Regions from separate parts of the Homo sapiens genome. Here region 1 is linked to region 2. The links are chromatin loops, found by intact Hi-C in ENCODE. Cell type or tissue: IMR-90. All regions are shown on one strand. Each heading gives the region's core, and the rest is flanking DNA. Links, peaks and the distances in the headings are about the cores only.

What was found. Hi-C counts contacts between places; a loop is a spot of excess contacts. Peaks named below come from ENCODE experiments on the same cell type or tissue, not always from the same donor. Only the 100,000 strongest peaks of a DNase experiment are listed, where the experiment ranks them.
Region 1: a loop joins it to region 2, with 5 times the contacts of the local background. A loop is called at or near these places in 6 of 110 quality-filtered maps.

What each region holds. Positions count from the first base shown.
Region 1 is chr6:107,491,903-107,494,828 of GRCh38, reverse strand. All of the region lies in intron 1 of SOBP (sine oculis binding protein homolog), which reads right to left. Among named protein-coding and RNA genes, the nearest start is that of SOBP, 3.2 kb to the right of the region's middle. In IMR-90, for the core only: no CTCF peak of the experiment used is centred there; a DNase peak (open chromatin) is centred at 1,398; H3K4me3 peaks cover 582 bases; H3K27ac peaks cover 710 bases.
Region 2 is chr6:107,316,969-107,319,894 of GRCh38, reverse strand. All of the region lies in intron 2 of PDSS2 (decaprenyl diphosphate synthase subunit 2), which reads left to right. Among named protein-coding and RNA genes, the nearest start is that of PDSS2, 140 kb to the left of the region's middle. In IMR-90, for the core only: a CTCF peak has its summit at 1,575 (motif pointing left); a DNase peak (open chromatin) is centred at 1,574.

The DNA of each region.
Region 1 (2,926 bases), core at 176-2,675, 170 kb before region 2:
AGTTTACTACTAAACTCTAACAGATGTGCCTGACCCAAATTGTAGGCATCAGGACTGAAGCGTAATTTTAGGTACAAATTACTTACTGAGAATATTTATAGACAGAAAACTTCTTCAGCAAAGAAGCATCTCTGACATTTAACACAGATTCTCCTGTAGTTTAGCAATTGATAAAGAAGTTAAACATTGTAAGTGCATTAATTATGGTTTGTTTAGGAAAGTTTCCAGCACAGAATGCTTGATCTAATCATGCTGGTTTTGTCAAAGAATTTTAAAAGACAAAAATTGAACTCATAATCTCTACTCACAGTTTGGATATTTTGAGTTGTATTGTTGTTTGGTAGCTACTGATCACAAAAGATCTATGTGCACAAAATATATATCCTTAAGGGCAACAATATTTACCTTACACATATATTTACGCTTACACATCCACTAGTAGAAGTTAGTTTTTATATTATATCTACTATGTTCTGGATGAACTCTTAAAACTAATTAACCTTCCCATATGTCAGAATTCCCTTGTGACATTCATTTATTATGATATATGTGAGCTAACAGTATACCTGAGACATATTACATTAGACACAATCACAACATTCACTTTAGAAACATATACTCTGCATCGCTGTCTGATTTTTTAAAATTCTACTAGCCACTAATTAAATAAGGCAGACTAATTGTAAGTACATTGGTACAACCAGTCTTTCTAATCAGGAAAAACCAGGATAAGGGAAGAAGAAAAGGAAAGATAAAGAAACACTGTAAAGGTCATAGTGAGACAAACATTTCTACATGAAGATATTTTCAGGGAGTACACTACAAGCAAGCTATGCCAAGTCATGTACTTTTCATACACAAAATTATATTGTATCAAATTTAAATTTGTTACAACTGCCATGTACATTAAACCAGTGATAACGAAAATGTAACTCAATATCTGATCTAGTGAAACAGCAACTAGCATTAGCTCTCAGCCACATGAAGACACTCTTCAATGCCATTACTGGTGTCAGCTAAACCTCAGCCAGTTTGTCTTCTCCAGCCATTTTAAAATAAATATGTGACTATCTCAATTAGGAAATCTTGAAGGAAGTCTCCGTGATGAGGCAAGTTTGTTGCTCATTCTCAGTGCCCTGCATTTGCTGTACTTAAAATAGACACTTGTACCAATGTCCTTTCTATTACCCGAAGGGGGAAAAAAAATCACATACACACCAGTCCTTTTTCTTTCAGCTCACAGAGAAGCAACTCAATCCAACCAGTGTTGAAACCTGAGTAGGTCACTGTACACCACGATAAAATTCCCTAATCCCTGAGCCAAATCTCCCTAAGGGGGGCCTCCTCCTGATCCTCCACTTCCCAGGCTGACTTTTCCATTTGCTCTCTCTTCTTTCCCCCTTTCATTTCCCCTACCTTCAAGCCTTGATATGTGATCCGAGGTGGGGGCTCAGGTTTCCGTTTTTACAGCTTAGGCCACGCTAGCTGTATACATTCCTTTCTTTCTGCCGGGCAGTGATTACTTACCAGGGCTTAGTTTACACTGGTCCAGATGAAAGCCGTTCAGATGAAGGCAAACACAGCCAGGCAGCTCCAGCGGCACCGATATGAAGCTGCACAAGGCCACATTGTGTTCTCGGTGACATTTTGTTGCACACATTTATATACAGGGCAACCAACTTGTTATGTTACTCTACACTTAGGTTCAGGGAGCTGGAGGAGTAATAGTATCATGATGTTTGGGGAGGGGTTTTGCTGATGTGATTATTAATATTAAAAACAGAAAGATATTAAGGAGCTCAAAATAATCCTTCCACCTTTTGACTTTGAGAAACCACTTTTTAAGTGAGGACTTTTGGTGCTGTTATATTAGAAGAATGCCTACTAAACAATTCCACTAGACTCTCAGGCATGGTATACTTGAACATGACTAAAATTTTTGGTTAGGGGTATTTTACTTTGGTCCAAAGAAGAGAGAAAACACTGATCCTACAGACAATTGAGTTATTTGCCGTGTAAAACTTCTTATTTAATGCTACTCTGGATTGAAAGGGTGAGGATTAAAACTTCAAATAGTGGGTGGTGATTTGGAAGGAAAATAATATTTTAAAAAGAGGAAATTCTGTGCACCAAGGTTAATTCCATACTTAGTCCTGCAGCATCGGCTAAAAATTGTGTAATTTTTCCCCTTCACACAATGTTGTTTTTGTTTCTTCCTCACCAGTTCAGACAAACATCTGTTATACTGCAGAAGGACAACTATCTCCCAAACCACGGACTGCGCCTGCAGCCAAAATCAACAACGCGAGCCCCAAGCATCGAGCACAGTCAGCCTTTATATCCAGCCGGGATAACATTTCACATGTTTTGATTAAAATTAGCTAATTTGTAATTCTAGAACCTATGAAACTTAAAAGCTGCCATCCATATAGATCACATTAGGCAGCGTTTTAAAGGGCCAGAGCTCCTTGTGATTTCCTAGTGGCTTTCACCTCTCTCCCCCTTCCCCACCCCCAACCTAAAATGAAATGCAAAAGTAAACTGGAAATGCAGGACAGGAGGTAAGGGTAAGTGAGGAAGAATGGTTATTATGGACTGTTTGAATTTTGTTCCCATCAAAAAACAACAACTTCTACCGGTCTTAAAAAAAATAAAATAAAACTGTCCATCATTGGAATCAACAGTGGTTTCCACCATAAGAAACAGCATTGATTTCCAAGGCAAATCTCCCTTAACTCTCCGTTGGACTCATGCTGCACCTCATGCTTCCAGGTACTAAGTTCCTTATCCAGTAATAAAACCCCTAATTCTGATATTTAGGTTGCTTCTGACATTTCTGAGAAGTAAAGCTAAGCATATGCACCTAGGTACGCATACATATATGATATATATCCATGCGTCCCCTGCTAAGCGTGAGCTATGATAG
Region 2 (2,926 bases), core at 92-2,591:
TAGATAGACCAGACCAATTTAAATTTAACAAAAACAGTAAGCTGAAAAATCAGAATTGTCAGGGAATGAAAATGTAATAATACAAAATTATTAGGGTTTAATTCAATTTAGGGCTTTAACTTTGCAAAACCTTTGTTACTGACACGTCTGCAACGGTTTATAGGCAGCTTGTTATTTTCAAAGGTACTTTATGCAAACTTTGTTTTATATTGTCTGCAGCGCTTTGGCTGAAAGTTGATCTTCCTCAAAAACAATTAGAGGGGTAGGCAAGGTAACTTGGACCTCTCTGTTATCTGTTGAATATATTCATCCATTTTAGGTCTTTCCTTAGCATTTTCTAATTTTATCAATGCCCTTATTAAATTCATAAGGCCCCTAACGTCAGGTACCACGTTGTCTTTTGTGGTTGCCATTCTTTCTGTGCCTGGTATACTACTACAAGTTTATAGTCAATCAGAACACCCCAGATCATGACCTCTATTTGCGTGGGAACGTAGCAAAAGCTGGTTTTTAGGTACTGTACCTTCAATGAAGGAAGTTCTGAGGAAGGCAAGTAAAAACACTACAGCTGGTGTTTAAAAGTTTATATAGTGTGTTTTCCTTCTAATTCTTCAGCTTTAAATGTGGGGAGTAGGGGAAACTTTCTATTTGGTTTACACTCCCTGAAGGTATAAGAGAAGAAACATTTATATTTAAATATTTAAAACATTCAAAAAACATGTTTAATTTTTCCACTTTCCGATTTTAGAATTAATTTAGAAACCAGGGACTCTGTAGTACTTGACCAGTTCTTAGTAATTGCACATTCTTTTTTCCATAGCACAAATAATCAGATACTGAGTGTGTGTGTAGTGTGTGTGTGTGTGTATGTGTGTGTGTGTGTGTGTATATATATATATTTTCTTTTTTAACATAGTCTCACTCTGTCACCCAGGCTGGAGTGCAATGGCACAATCTCGGCTCACTGCAACCTCTGTCTCCTGGGTTCAAGTGATTCTCCTGCCTCAGCCTCCCAAGTAGCTGGGATTACAGGCGCCTGCCACCAGGCCCAGCTAATTTTTTGTGTTTTTAGTAGAGATGGGGTTTCACCATGTTGCCTAGGCTGGTTTTGAACTCCTGAGCTCAGGCAATCCACCCACCTTGGCCTCCCAAAGTGCTGAGAATTACAGGCGTGAGCCACCGTGCCCGGCCGATGAACTGAGTATATTTAAATGGGAATTTTTGTGCACCTGCAACTCATGTTTTTAAGAAATAATGGATTGCTAGCTATCTCAGAGAAAATAAGATTATGTCACTATCAAGGCATTATCATTTTTATTGTCTTCTTCAGGGAACTTTTTGGTATATAAGGAAAATTTTTTCATTTTCTACTTCAGATCTTTTTTTTTTAAGCTAACCATTACAACAGACTTATAGGTCATCTCTGATTGTGTCAAAGTAAAAAATTGAATAAAACAATTTGTTCTGTTTTCATAGTTGCTTCTTTTTTGAGTAAACAGAGACCTGGGATCTTCTGGAGCTCAGCCCTCTGGGTGGGAGGATGGGTGCCTAGCACTGCTCTCCGCTGACCTCTTCTGGTCTCCTGTTAGAGCTGTTGTTGAAGTAGATAGCTACTTCCTCTTAGACTGCCTTGGTGAAAGAAGCGGGGCGGTCAAGGAGAAGTGGAGGGAAATTAGCCAGTATATACTTCATTATGATAACCTCCCCACCTGTTTACCGCTCAGGATTCCTTTTGTTATTCTCCCACCCCTGTTTAAAAAAGCGTCTTTACCAGGCACTTTATATATAAAATCATCATTATATGATTTTCCATTTTATTAGATACACTTGTAACTGCCAATCTGAGCTTCTGATGACCACAAGATAACCACTGTCGCATCTTATTAATGAGTACAAAATTAAAGAAAATTAAAAATTTTGTTAACAGATGTTACTTTATCTGGGGGGAGGGGGAATACATTGCTTTCCTTCGACATTTTGGAAAGGGAAAATTACTCACCTCTGTGAAGAACTTGTTACCTACTGTAAATAACCCTTAAAGATCTGCGTACCCCAAACTGGGGACCACTAATCTAACAGTACCATCAAGCAGTAAAGTGCTCACATTATTTTTTGCTGTAGAAATGGTGACCATTACTAATTTGGTGCCATTTTCAAACGGTAAAAGGTGATCTGCATGTTATTGTTATAAATTATGAATATTATATTGGGAGCTTTTATTTTTATCCATAGAATAAGGAGTTGGAGATGTAACCCAAAGCCCTGATGGTGTCCAGTGACAGAATTCCACTTTGTTCCTAAAACTGGGAGGTCAGGCACGGTTGTAATCTATATGCTGTCTTTGCAGAACACATGGTCATCAAACCTAAAATTCAGACAGCTTTACATTTTGAGATAAAATAGGCTCATCACATACAGAAGAAGCCTTTATTTCTGGGAGCTACATTAAAGTCTGTAGTTCATACTATTCCCTCATCACTCTGGGGCTCTCCCTGGCCCCCTCCCATTTTGTGCCCTCTCAGTTTATCACACTTCATCTCTTGTCACACCTTTGTCTCATGTTTCCTCCACATCTGGTTGTGCTTTTTTTCTGTTATTACTGAACATCATCTAATAATACCTAAACCATTTAAACCCTCTGGAATAGGGCAGAGGTGAGAGCAAATGAATAAACTGAAGATCTTAGAGCAGTGGAAAGAAAGAGACGCACTGACAAAATGGCTGCTCTGACACTGCTGCGAGGTGCCGTGGAGGAGAGGTTGGCCATACTCCTCTGTCTCCACTCTCAGCAGGCTCGTTCTTGGTTTGTTCCTTGAGATTCATAATTACATGTAGTATTGAAATGAACGTAGAGCAGTAGTGACCAGCATGGGGCCTAGTTGCTTTTACTTTTTCTGCAGTTCAACAATATAACTTGTTTTTGTAT